Linked DNA regions of Homo sapiens: region 1 is linked to region 2. A link is a loop called in an ENCODE intact Hi-C map of the cell type or tissue named here. Cell type or tissue: heart left ventricle. All regions are shown on one strand. Each heading gives the region's core, and the rest is flanking DNA. Links, peaks and the distances in the headings are about the cores only.

Region 1 (7,345 bases), core at 1,459-6,458, 170 kb before region 2:
TGAGATACCATCTCACACCAGTTAGAATGGCAATCATTAAAAAGTCAGGAAACAACAGGTGCTGGAGAGGATGTGGAGAAATAGGAACACTTTTACACTGTTGGTGGGACTGTAAACTAGTTCAACCATTGTGGAAGTCAGTGTGGCAATTCCTCAGGGATCTCGAACTAGAAATACCATTTGACCCAGTCATGCCATTACTGGGTATATACCCAAAGGATTATAAATCATGCTGCTATAAAGACACATGCACACGTATGTTTATTGCGGCATTATTCACAATAGCAAAGACTTGGAACCAACCCAAATGTCCAACAATGATAGATCGGATTAAGAAAATGTGGCACATATACACCATGGAATACTATGCAGCCATACAAAATGATGAGTTCATGTCCTTTGTAGGGACATGGATGAAATTGGAAATCATCATTCTCAGTAAACTATCGCAAGAACAAAAAACCAAACACCGCATATTCTCACTCATAGGTGGGAATTGAACAATGAGATCACATGGACACAGGAAGGGGAACATCACACTCTGGGGACTGTTGTGGGGTAGGGGGAGGGGGGAGGGATAGCACTGGGAGATATACCTAATGCTAGATGACGAGTTAGTGGGTGCAGCACACCAGCATGGCACATGTATACATATGTAACTAACCTGCACAATGTGCACATGTACCCTAAAACTTAAAGTATAATAATAAAAGAAAAAAAAAAAAAGCCACCGCCAGCATGCCTCTAGTTGCTGCCTCAGTCTGAGGAGCTCGGCTGTTTTACTGCTGACACCATCTTATGGTATCCTTTGCACGATGCTAACTTCCTCCGCTGAGGGTGAAGCCTCACTTACCATTCTCTGCAGCAATCCCACCAACCTCTCATCCAGTGACTCTAGTGGGGCCCTTTCACTGGGCCCACTTTGTACTTGGCTCTCCATAGTTCCTCTTAACTCCGTGATCAAAAGACATTTTTACATGTGTTATAAGCCTCTTTTAAAAAAATCTTCCTAGGAAAGACTCTCTTCAAATCTCTACTAGAACAGGGCTGCATCCAAGTGAGTCCTTAATAAATAGAATTTGATCATGGTAAGAAGACATGTCCCCTGCTCGTGTTCTTGTCAGTCCTGAATGGGTGAGGCAAAGTGCTCAGACACTGTGCTAGCAAAGGGATTTTCAGTCTCTGCCTCCCTAATTATGACATTCTTTTTCTGCCTCCCACAGGCACAAGGGCCCTGACGAGGGAGTGCTCAGTTCTTTGGTGTGAAATATAGTAAGATAGAGGCCATTGGCTTCAGAGGAATAGAGCTGGATAAAAAAGTACAAAAGGAATGTGACCAGTAACAGGAATGGCATTTAGAGGACCTGATTCATCTCTTCTACATTGTTCAGGACGATTGCAAAATCCATTTCTCCTTCTCTGTCCCTGCTTCTCTGCCCTTCCCCCAAGCTTTCTTGCTCTCTGCCACACGTGCGTGTGCACACACACACGCGCGCTCGTGCTTGCTCGCTCTCGCTCTCTCTCTCTCTTTTCTAAGGCTCCAGGCATCCGTCCCTGGAGAAGTGCACCTTGGGAAGGCGATGAAATGAAAGAAGGGCACATCCTCCTTTAACCCCAAACATCTGAAGTCAGCGCCGCGCACTACTGCGATTTCCTGGGCCAAATGCATTGTTCAGGCAAAGCTCCCATTCATGTCAACAGTCTCAGCAGGATTTACCAAATTCAGCCATATGGACAATATTCACAGATACTCATTCAAGAAGCTCTCACAGTTCCAACTTCCACCTTGTTGACTCTCTCTCATCTGTTTTTCCCACAAGTCGTTCAATTCAGTTGTTGGGCAACCGTTCAGGGAAGCCTTTAAGTAGAGATTTCTGCTCTCTCATTGGGCAGAAGAGAGGACAGGCAAAACAGTGAGACCGCCAAATGAGGAAAGAAAATTGGAAGCACTTCTCTGATTTAGTACCAAACTTGCTCCAGGATAAAACTGCACTATACCAAAAACTCTGGCAGGGTATCAGGTACTATGGGGTGGGCAAAGTTCCCAGGTTTTACTTCCAGAGCTGACTGCACCAGGGAGACCCACGTGCTCCCGAAGGCACCGCACGCAGGGCAGGGCATGGCCAGAATGACAGCAGATGTCAGCTCTGGACTCTTAAGGACCCAAAGGTCCAGGGTCACATTTTTTGTTACATACCAGCTTCCTCCCCTACTCACGACTGGAGAGTTGTGGCTTCTGCCCCCTTCAGTCACAGCTACTTGGGGTGTCTGAAAGCATCAGGGCCATGCCATCTAGCAATCTTCCCCAAAGTAGGGAAACAGCGGTACCCTGCACAAGCTTGGCATAGAGGTGTTCCCTCAAAATTATCTTTGCACACAGTTGGAGGATGACCAAAATATAGGTTGCCATTTAGGCAAATGACACGAAGGAAGAGATGCTTTGTAGCTAAGTATCTTTTCCATACTGGGCACCCACTAAAGGTTAGCTGTATACATGAATGGATCGATGATTGGATGAAACGACACATGAAAGGAAGGCATTGTTTTCTCAACCAAGCCAAGTACTAAGTAATCTTTGAAAATGAAAACTCAGGCCGGGCGCAGTGGCTCACGCCTGTAATCCCAGCACTTTGGGAGGCCAAGGCGGGTGGATCACTTGAGGTCAGGAGTTCGAGACCAGCCTGGCCAACATGGTGAAACCCCCAACTCTACTAAAAATATAAAAATTAGCAGCCAGGCACGTTGGCTCACGCCTGTAATCCCAGCACTTTGGGACGTCAAGGCAGGCGGATCACCTGAGGTTGGGAGTTGGAGACCAGCCTGATCAACATGGAGAAACCCTGTTTCTACTAAAAATACAAAAATTAGCCAGGTGTGGTGGTGCATGCCTGTAGTCCCAGCTACTTGGGCGGCTGAGGCGGGAGAATTGCTTGAACCCAGGAGATGGAGGTTGCAGTGGGCCGAGATCGCACCATTGCACTCCAGCCTGGGCAACAAGAACGAAACTCCGTCTCAAAAAAAAAAAAACAAAAAAAAAAATTAGTCGGGTGTGGCGGCGTGTACCTGCAATCCCAGCTACTCAGGAGGCTGAAGCAGGAAAATTGCTTGAACCCGAGAGGCAGAGGTTGCAGTCAGCCGAGATCGTGCCACTGCACTCCAGCCTGGGCAACAGAACAAGACTCTGTCTCAAAAGAAAAAAACCAAAACAAAACAGGAAAATGTAAACTCGCCAAGAGCTCAGCAGGAATGGACGTGTTACTCTCAGAGTAGACCCCATAACAGCCACCCAGACACGTGAGAATGCAGCTTTGCCTTAAGACAGACATTAAAGGAAGAAATTCCACCACCTCTCCCTGTAATCTTTGCCAGCGTGTGTCAGCCATCACTCTTGGGAAGCTTTTTCCATCTCCCTACGTTCTCTTAGATTTGGAAACCCACAACGGCTCCCAACAAGCTCCTCTAGATGGCTCCACACCTTCGGCTTGTGGTTTAAGTCCCTCTTCAGTTGTTCCTGAGTCTCATATCTAGAGGAAACTACTACGGGGGAAGTTACTGGGATGAGATTGGCAAGCGGCCCCTCCACCTGGGATGAGATTGACAGGCGGCCCCTCTATCTGGCCTGCTTCTCTGTCTTCAGGCTGGAAAGGGGCTCACTAGGTGGGCGGAGGGCTTCTGTGTCTTCAGGCTGGAAGGGGCTCACTAGGCGGGCCGAGGCCATGCGTGGCCCTCCCTGGGCATCTTGTCCCCCTCTCTGTTCAGCTTTTAAAAATGCCTTTGTGGGCTTTGTTGTGGGTAGGGCTTTCTCCTACCTGTTCCATGAGTCTGGAAGCCCCTGTGAGAGAGGAATTGATGAGCACAGCAAGAAACAGAACTTCACTGAGCATGCTGAACATGTGTCATTATTCTAAATACATTTTTCTTTAATTCCTATGACAATCTGTGAGACAGATACTAATTATTCCTATTTTACATCTACAGAAATCTAAAGTTTAGAAGAATTAAGTAACTTGCCCAAGGTCACTGCCTGAGTAATGACGTATCTGGGTCTAGAATTGAAGTCACTCTACGAAAACTCCACGTCATTTTCTCCTAAACGACCTTCCTATGAAGGCAAAGACCTCCTCTGCCTTAATCATCTATCTCTGCTCCTACATCTAGTACCTAGCATCTGCTTTCTATGTTGTATTTAATTAAATATTTGTTAAATAAAAATGGAAGAATATGCATCATGTATTTGTGCCACTAGGTTTTAAGGTGTACAGTTCAGTACTATTAAGTATATTCACACTGTTGTATAACAGTCATCCAGAACTTTTTCATCTTGCAAAACTGAAACTCTATACCCATTGAACAATTCCCCATTTCTCCTCCCTCCAGTCTCTGGCAACCACCTTTTTACGTTGAATTTGCCTGCTTTAGATACTTCATATAACTGGAATCAAATAGTGTTTATCTTTTTGTGGCTGACTTCACTTAGCGTAGTGTCTGCAAGCTTCATCCATGTTGTAGCATGTGACAGGATTTCCTTGTTTTTGTTTTGTTTTGGTTTTTAAATAGAGAAGGGGTCTCACTATGTTGCCCAGGCTGGTCTCAAACTCCTGGGCTCAAGCGATCCTCCTGCCTCAGCCTCCCAAAGTGCTAGGATTACAGCCATGAGCCGCTGCATCCAGCCAAAATTTCCTTGTTTATTAAGGCTGGAAACACTACATTTTATTTCCCACGCCAAGTTTCTTAAATGACCCATTTCATCAAGTTGCTTCCTTAAAACTCTCTCCTTATATTAGTTCGTTTTCACACTGCTATGAAGAACTGCCTGAGACTGTGTAATTTATAAGGGAAAGGGGTTTAATTGACTCACAGTTCCGCATGGCTGGGGAGGCCTCAGGAAACTTAAGATCACGGCAAAGGTGAAGGCGAAGTGGAAGCAAGGCAGCTTCCTCACAGGGCGGCAGGAAGGAGAATGAATGCAGGAGGAACTACCAAACGCTTACAAAACCATCAGATCTCAAGAGAACTCACTCACTATCATGAGAAGAGCATGGAGCAAACTGCCCCCATGATCCAACTACCACCACCCAGTCTCTTCCTTGACACATGGGGATTATGGGGATTATAATTCAAGATGAGATTTGGGTGGGGACACAAAACCTAACCATATCACTCCTTTAATTCAGCTTCACTCTCGGAAGAGCTTTAATACAATGACAGCCACCGCTGCTACCTGTTGAGCACTCACACTGCGCTAACGGAGCCTCTCACACGTTTTCACAGAAACTTCAGGGTTATGACTGTGATCTGTAGATGAGAAAGTTGAGGCCCAGGGAGATTAAACGGCACGTTCAAGGCCACACTGCTTCCAAGTGCAGCAATCTGGACCTCTGACCTTCCCCAGCTCCCTCTGACTCTACAGCCTGTTGTCAGTCACTAATCTTTACTGCCTTCCAGTGAGCCTTAGAGATGATCAACACAACAGAGAGCGACACTGAGGCCCAGATACATGAGGTGACACCTGTGGCTGCGCTGCCCATTAGCTACAGAGCTGGGGTGATGCCTCGAACTCACGATGCCTGGCCCAGGGCTCTCTGCTCCATTCCACTTGCCTCCGGCCCACGTGACCTCTCCCCCAATCCACATCCCATGGTTTCCTCAAGATGCAGCTCAAGGCTCACTTCTTCCAGACAGTAAAATCCTCCCACACGCACTCCCGGTATTTCGCTTCTCCTTTGCTCTGCTGGCTGAATTCGGTTGGACACACACTCTCATAGCAGCATCATGTCCTACTCTATGATCTTCCAAGGAGGAAAGTGTGTTCCCCTTCCCATCCCACCACCTAAGAGTGTCCTGGAATTTGGCAGGGCACTTGATGAATGCTTTTTGACTGGCTATGCCATAAATTTATGCAATCTAAGAGCTGGGTGGGCCCTGCCTTATCACACTTATTTTCCAGGTGAGAAACTGAGACCCAGAGATGTGAGGTCACTCATGTGGTTACAGAGCTAATTAATGAGGAGCCGAGTCCAGAACCCAGTCTTCTGTCTTCTAATCTGTCCTCTCCTGCTGCTGAGCCCATCTAACCAGGATTCTTTATCATTTTGCAGCACAGAGTTGTGCCCTAAAGCCTGAAGTGGGCAGACACGAGGAAAGAAAGGTTAAATTCTACATTTAGTCATTTTAAGGAGATATGAAAGTACTACCTTTTTATTTCCATAGGGAAAAAAAGATGAAAAGGAATACTGAACAGAAAGAAAGGAATAAAAAGCAATGCAAATTCCTAGTCTTTATCCACATATTAAATAAAGACACTCTGTCCTTCTCCCTCTGTCCCCTCCCACCTCAATATTGCTTGCTCCTTAAGACGGGCCAGGGAAAATGCAATTCTCTCCAGAGTAAAGTGTGAAAGACTAGAGAGGTGCATTAACATTTTATAACCTCAAAATTCTTCAATAAATTAACATTATTAAAGGATATCTGGTTCTTCAGTACCTTGAAAATGAAATGACACCTTCTAGAAAATATAGATTCACCTCATTTGCAGGTTTGCTGTATTGTTAGAGCCATCTACATGTCCCTTTCCAATAAAAAGAAAGGAAGTCATACACCTCTGAAGCATTTTATAGTTAATGAAACACTTGAACACATTATTTTTTTTTGATGATAGGTCATTATGTGCTTATTTTTTGACATTTTAAAAGTTTTATTGTATGTTTAATAGACAAATAATAATTGTACAAATTTATAGGGCATGGTGTAATGTTTGGGTACATGTACACATTTTTATCCCAGTAAGATGTAAATCTTTGGAGAAAACCTGATGCAGATAGAAGAGGCTTCTGATACATATTAGGACATGGATGTCAGTTTTTCTGATTTTTTTTTTTTTGAGACAGGGTCTCATGTCGCCCAGGCTGGAGTGCAGTGGCATGATCTCGGGCTCACTGCAACCTCCGCTTCCCGGGTTCAAGCATTTCTTGTGCCTCAGCCTCCCAAGTAACTGGGATTACAGGCATGAGCCCCCACGCCCAGCTAATCTTTGTATTTTTAGTAGAGATGGGGTTTCGCCATGTTGGCCAGGCTGGTCTCGAACTCCTGACCCCAGGTGATCTGCCTGACTCGGCCTCCCAAAGTGCTGGGGTTAGAGGCATGAGCCACCACGCCCGGCCAGTTTTTCTGATTCTACTTACTAACTCACACTTACCCAAGAGTTGTCCTCTTCACCTTCTTAGCCTGGCTTTTTTTTTTTTTTTTCTGTACTGCCCTCCAGAAGGAAGACAATCACTTTTTTTTTTTTAAGATAGGTCAACAGATTTTAATGTGAGATAGTATGAAAAGTTCACTTATATGGTTT
Region 2 (7,345 bases), core at 1,113-6,112:
TTGGCCCGACAAAATGAAAGCGAAGGCGTCAGCTGAGAGGGACGCGGGGCTTTAGGTAAAGGACACACGATGAGAGGCCCTGGCCATCGGGTTACTGTTGTCCACGTGTCGGATGGCTAGAGACGCTGTGAGAGTTACTCTCTCTAGAGGTCAGCACTTTGGATGCCCTCACCCTCTGAAATAAGCATTTTCTCCCGGGACATCAAGGAGCTGGGGACTCCAAGCATTTTCCTCACCACTCTGGTCATCTCCCACATTTAGGAGGAAAGTTCTACTTCCATGAGGCCTTTGCTTGCCTCATTTCAGAAATAGGGGAGGGCCTTCTCATAAAATGACTTTTTATGCCTTAGTTAAGAGCATATGTTTAATTTACCACTCACTTCCCTCTCATTATCCATCTATGTGCGGATCACAGTACTAGGTGGTATGAAGTGAGACTGAGAAAGTAAGAGATGAAGAAACTTAAAAAAAAAAAGCTGTAAAAAGGACACAGGTAAAATCTAACCTTCGGCTGGGCGCAGTGGCTCACGCCTGTAATTCCAGCACTTTGGGAGGCCGAGGTGGGTGGATCACAAGGTCAAGAGATTGAGACCATCCTGGCCAACATGGTGAAACCCTGTCTCTACTAAAAATATAAAAATTAGCTGAGGGTGGTGGCATGCGCCTGTAGTCCAAGCTACCCGGGAGGTGGAGCTTGCAGTGAGCCGAGATTGCGCCACTGCACTCCAGCCTGGTGACAGAGCAAGACTCCGTCTCAAAAAAAAGAAAAAGAAAATCTAACCTTCGAAGAAATGGAATGATTAAGACACATGAATAAATAAAACACCACTTACCTAGAAGTTTCTAATGTCCAGTAAACAAATTGTCATGCTTGTTAAAGTTACATATCACAGGTGGCTTCATAAGCCTCAGGACAACCTGAGAAGCAGCCCTGTGCTACACGGAAGTCATGGGACTAGAGTAGAAACAACTAGGTCCAAACCCTGAATTCCGCATTAATTCATTTGTTGATTACGACGTCCACCCATATGACAAGTATTTAGCCTAAGTCTGTTTATACACCTGAGAAATGGAGAACAGTAACAAATGCCTGAGGGTGCTATAAGGATTAAACAGGTAATTTATGCCAACGTGTTTGGTAAATATTTACAGATGATACAATTATGAACTGTAGGGCTGGATGATATTTCAAGATATCAATTTGTGCTCTTCTCTTTGCATTGCCTTTCTTTTTCTCCCACAGATCAGACTCTGCTCAGTGCCTCAGGGGAGGCATGTGGCAGTAGAGAAAGCAGAAACCATCTGCAAAATCTGGGATGCAGTAGGGGGTGGGGGAGAGACTAATGCAGCCTGCAGGGCTGACGGAGCAGGGGCCTAGGCCCCAGTTCTAAGCAGGGCTGCCACCCAGAAGCACAACTTCCCCAGGAGGGGGATTTGGATAGACAGAGACACATGCAACTCCTGAGTCCTATGTGTGGCAAGGATGCATCAGAGAGCCAATAGACATGCACAGGGGGCAGGCCAAGAGAGCCATGCCCCTAACAGCTTGGTCCTGGGGATGAGCCCAGAACCCTGAGAAGGGAGATGAAGTTTTCCACCACACCAGTGGAAAGACAATCAGCCAGAAATTGGGCAGATGTATAGAAAAAAAAATGAAATGTTATTTTTGGCACATTAGAGTTTGGGGACTGAGTTTTATACCCATTATAATATTTAACTTCCCAACACCTAAAATCCTCCTGGCAGTTAACAACGAATGCCCAATGGAAGAAATGTTTCTTGTTTAATTTCATAAATACATATAGAGAAGCCATCTTCTCTGACTAAAAAGACCACAGATTGTGCTGCTCTAATGAAAAGAGCATTGGCAGGGCATAAATTCTGAAACGATTTTCTATATGTTGCTAGCCACATAGAGGATGCTAAATAAAAAGCTGTTGGCTGATGGGTGACAAATTGTCCAGGGCAGCTCATAACTTCCCTAGACTCTTGAGATCAATGGCACACACCTGCCAACCAGTGGGCTGGGATTAGGGGTATAATGTGTTGTGATGAATGGACCTTTTCTCCATGCAATGCTAATGGGTTTATATAGAATAGAATTCATGATACAGGTGTTATTTTAAACACTGTGCTCTAACCCCTTGAAAACTGAACAAATAGACACATACTCATTAGGCCAGGACCACATCTATCAAGTTACCTAATGCATTCCCAGAGCCTAGAAGACTACTAGGCACAGAGTAAAAATTCAGTAACTATCTGGTGAATGTTAACTCACAGAAGACACAATACTGCCTCTAACTTCACCTATGAAATGCAAAGTAGAGGCGTAACTCCAACAAATAAAGCCAAGCCCAGTATTTAAAAGCCCAAAACAAATGAAGTGCAACAACAGAACAAGAGCTGGCTAGCTTTCCAGTGTCCCCATCCAAACTAGGGACACCTACAGAAACACAGAAAGTTCAAAGCCTATGGGAGGGGAACGTGGGGGAGGGAGAGGGACTTATTTACCAGCCCCAGCTTTACACTTCCTCCATCTCCTCCTCTTCTTTAGCAAGATGCCTCTGTGCTTTCCATGAAGAAGTCGGCCCCAGAACATGACCTGCATCTCAGAGAAGTTCTGATTTATGAATTGGCACTGAGGCGACGTCGCTGGTGCGGAACACCATGACGTCTGTGTCTAGGGTATGCGCATATGCTGCGTTTTTCCGCAGGTGCCTCGCAGTCTGCTCTGGCTCTTAGGGCTTCCGAACTCAGTTCAGGGCATGGATTTTAATTAACGAAATGAAACACTGGCCCTACACGACGGGACACTTAATGAATTTATTTAATGATGCCAAATATGGGGAACCCCTTTAGGGAGAGAAGCAAAAGGAACAGGAGAAAAAGATCAATTTGTTAAAAGACAGTCAAAGCAACTGAGTGTTACTCTCAGACAGGGGGGATGTCAACTGGGGAGTGATCCCCAGAAAATCAACTTCATTGTGAAATCAGAAGTACGAGCATCTTTCTTTCAACTGGAATTCATTGAGCATCTACTGAGCTGCTATTTCAGCACGCTTGCTGCTGGGAGACACAGAAGACATCCTTCCTCCTCAACATGCTTCTGATAGACATTATTAAGAAAAACTATTTTTTTGGCTAGCAATGCAGTTTCACCTCACATGATTTCACTTCCTTGGAGCCGTGAATCAGCAGTGGCAGGGATTATCTCCCCTGAGGAAAACCAAGATGTGGGCTGGCTGGCTGGGGTAGGGTGGTGAGAGGCAGTGCTGTGCAGGAAAGGACTTTCTCCAGGCCAGCAGGCTATGCAGTTACACAGAGGAGCAAGCCCTGCACCCACCATCGTGATTCCCAACCCTTCCCCAGACCTCAGCACCTCCACCACCACCAGGGAAACAAGACACAGTCACGGCAGCGGACAGCACTTTAGGACAAAGGGGGAAGGACAAAGGCAGGATGTGAGGATGGTCAGGGAGTGATCAGAACTGCTGGGAGAAAGATCAGCCATTGCTAAGTGTGTCTTCAAGCCCTACACTTCCCTGGAGAGATCACAGCTTTCTCTGGCAGATGCTCAGACAAGAGGTCACGGATAGGCACTGTTCTGGCAATTGCCAGACAAACCAACCTCTTTCTGATCCCACTGAGAGGCTGGACAATAACACAGTCTGTAGACAAGGAAATTCAAAGCATGGCATTCCTCCAGGGAAAACGCTGTGCTGGACCAGGACCAGGGCCTGCCAACACCTGTGAGCAGACAGATTCCAAAATGTACAGTCACAGGCTGGCTCCTCTGAGGCTTGGCTCACAGTGCTTCATCAAAAGAAATAAAGATAAGGAAGTATCTTCCTGCTATCAGCCCCTGCTTCGGTGGCACCCCACTCATCTCTTACCCACCCTTGGGGAGGGAATGGAGATCTTTAACCCTGGGTAAAGAGTACAATGAAACTTCATTTTCTGAGCTCCCAGAGGTTTTGGAACGTGATAGCTCCTACAGAGACATGATTCTTGCTGAATAAATAATTCTAAGTCAGTGACCTGACTAGGGACTCATGTCTGAAGCACCGTTTGATTCTTCAATTTTCAATTTTTCCTCCTTTTATTTACTAGCCAATATTTCCATGTGACAACCACATGCCCATCCCATTAGGAGGGCTATTACAAAAGAAATGAAAAGTAAATATTGGTGAGGATGTAGAGAAACTGGAATCCTCGTGCATTGCTGGTGGGGATGCAAACTCCTGCAGCTGCTGTGGAAAGCAGTCTGGATGCTCCTGAAAAAGTTAAACTACCAAACGATCTAGCAATTCTGCTTCTCGGTATATGCCCAAAGCAAACGAAAGCAGCGACTCAACAGATACTTGCCCACCAATGTTCATCGAACATTATTCAATTTCCAAAAAGTGGAAACATCCCAAGGGTCCGTCATCAGATGAACAGAAAAAATGTGGTGTAGACAGAAAATAATATTTTGCCGTAAAAAGGAAAGGAATTCTAATAATGCTACGGCACAGACAAACCTTGAAGAGATTATGTTAAGTGGAAGAAGCCAGACACAAAAGGACAAATACTGTGTGATTCCACTTACGAGAGGTTCTGAGAGTAGTCAAACTCACAGAGACGCAAAACAGATTGGTGGTGTCCAGGGTTGAGGTGAAAGGGGAGTGGATGATTGTCGCTTCACGGGGTAGGAATTTCTCTGAGGTAAGGAAAAACTTAGAAATAGATATGGTGCACAAGACTGTGGATGTAATTAATATCACTGAATTATACACTCAGAGATCATTCAAATCACAAACTTTATGTTAGATATATTTTACCACCAAAAAAAACCCACAAAAACAACCAAACATGAAACCAAACTATAAAGAAGAAAACAAGGTGGAAATAAAAAAAAAATAAGAGCTTAAGAAATAAAAGGGGAAGATTGCAAAAAGCACACAGAATAATAACATTAGCAATGCTGCCATATTAACTGCATGTAGATAGTATTTACTCTGTGCCAGGAATTGTTCTGGGTGCTATCCATATAACAACTTGTATAACCTTCATGGGAACCCCTTGATGTAGGTTTTTATTATTATCCTCATTTTAAAGTTAATAATTCTGAAAACCAGCAAGGTTAAGTATCTTGCCCAAGATCACAGAGCAAGACATGGCAAAACCTAGATTTAAACCCAGAAACTCTTGACCTGGAATCTATGTTTTTAAACAACTAAGCTGGTTGCCAGTATAAAAGACCTAAGAGTGAGTCAAAAAAAGAAAAAAAGAAAGAAAGAAAAAGGATTTAAGGATAGGGATGTATAAACAATTATATACTACCTAAAGCAAGAGAGAGAGAAAGAGAGATAAAGACTAATGAAACCAACATACTGCATTCTTATTTCAAAAGTCAAATATTAATTGTTCCATAAATAGTACAGGATACTACTGATCTTTTAGGCTCACCCAAGTCTCTCCCAGAAAACAAACAATAAAGCAGAAAGAGCACGGAACTCGAGGTTATAAAATCTGCTTTAAAATCCTGGCTCAATGACTTACTTTGCTTACTTCTTCATTTAGCGAGTATGTAATGAGTACCTGCTAGGCACCAGGGAACATGCTGGCTAGTTCACTCAACGTTTTGAATCCTAGTTCCTCTTTTATAAAATTGGAATAATATACCTACTTCACAGGGTTAAGAAAGCTAAATGAGATAGGCTATGACTGTTCTTGACTCCTAGTTTACACTCAGTAATGGTTGACTGAAGATGTTTTCTCTTGCCTAGTTTCTCAGAATAAAAATTCGTGATGATGATAAGATATATAAATCATGCGGCTTGGGTTTTCAATGGAGGCATTGTGACTGCCAGGCTGTAGACAAATCTACACAGCTACTCGGCTCCTTGTGCCCCACCCTCTTTCTTACCCTTAAGCTGGCAAGATGATGACACATGGCAGGGCACCGATAAGTGTCGGTTTTTTTCTGTTCTTCCCAGAAGGGGTGGGAAGAGACAACAGAAAGGAGAAAGGAAAAGGAGACAGGAGAAAAAAGGAACATGGAAGAAAAAAAAACAGAATGTGAAGATGGAGATAGGATATTACTTCCTTCCCTTCTCTCCCACTGGGGTAGAAAGGGCTGTGGTCTGCAGGGGGCGTCCACCTTCCATTTCTCTCTAGAATGTCCCATAGCATCAACCATGCCCCTAAACCAAAAATGACACAAACCTTCTCCAGACTCTAAAAAGCCCCTTTGGACCACACAGGACTTCTCTCTGTTTCCCCCTCCCCTGGACACCACCATACACACAGTTCAATGATGACCTTTTATTTTGCATCATGGCCAAAACAGTTATTAAGGAGTTTCATTTCCAGGGCGCTCACTAATCAAGATAACAGAGACTAAAATACAAGGCCTACAAGCCTTACACTCATCACTGGTGATTCGCTGAGTTCACCTTGTCAAGTAAACTGTAAGATGCTGGAAGACAGAGAACGTATCTAACAGAACATATCTATCAGTGAGTATTTGCTAAAGCCACATCTTGACTTATGACATATGGAGTGTTTGGAAACAGAAGATCACATTTCTACATTCCACATAGATCGAAAGTCTAGCTAACTTAGAGACTGCTTTATTTTGTCCGAGTAAGGTTTTCCTTAATTTCTAAAGTTCTGTGATGGTAAGAAGAAGCCCACCAATTATCAGCCCATTTACACCACTTCACTCAAGTCTTACGAAATGAGGCCGCTGTCCTGCGCCCCCGACGAGGAGGGAAACGAGACTGATGCAAATGATACTCTAAGGCCAACAGACAGAACCATATTTAGGATCCTATCGGGCTAGCTCCAAACGCTGCCTTCCCACCTATTCACCTGAAGTTCCTTGTAATTTGTTAGTGTGAATTAAATGACATCTCGGAAAGTGTTGCTTCTGACTAGTGAGAAAGTTTTATGTCAAGAGAAGATGAATTGCTCCAAGGAGAAAAATATGCCAGGCAAGTCCAAACACGTCTGCCTACCTACAAGTATGATTCCCACAAGCACGTCCTCCTCTTGCCAACCCATCTTCAACCTTATAGGGTGCAGATGTTTTTGAAAGTTTCTCCTTGCTCCAGGTACTATGGAAGAGACAGTGTCTGGCTTCATCCTGGAAACCATGGGGTATGTGGCATCCATCATGTTTTGGAGATGGGCCGTTTTTACATTAGCCACCCTTGCCAAAATCTAAGAAGCATGGCTGTTTCTCATCATGTGGTCGCTGGCTCTGCGAGCTGTGGTTTGAAGACGGAAACAATAATAATCCTATACATAAATGACTAACATTTTATGGGGAAGACAGAAAATAGTTTAAATGTTTTCC

Evidence for each region. Hi-C counts contacts between places; a loop is a spot of excess contacts. Peaks named below come from ENCODE experiments on the same cell type or tissue, not always from the same donor. Only the 100,000 strongest peaks of a DNase experiment are listed, where the experiment ranks them.
Region 1: a loop joins it to region 2, with 4 times the contacts of the local background. A loop is called at or near these places in 26 of 110 quality-filtered maps.

Annotation. Positions count from the first base shown.
Region 1 is chr1:245,821,843-245,829,187 of GRCh38, forward strand. All of the region lies in intron 10 of SMYD3 (SET and MYND domain containing 3), which reads right to left. Among named protein-coding and RNA genes, the nearest start is that of SMYD3-AS1, 280 kb to the right of the region's middle. In heart left ventricle, for the core only: a CTCF peak has its summit at 3,439 (motif pointing right); no DNase peak of the experiment used is centred there.
Region 2 is chr1:245,994,336-246,001,680 of GRCh38, forward strand. The region is part of intron 5 of SMYD3 (SET and MYND domain containing 3); the gene reads right to left. Among named protein-coding and RNA genes, the nearest start is that of SMYD3-AS1, 110 kb to the right of the region's middle. In heart left ventricle, for the core only: no CTCF peak of the experiment used is centred there; a DNase peak (open chromatin) is centred at 3,786.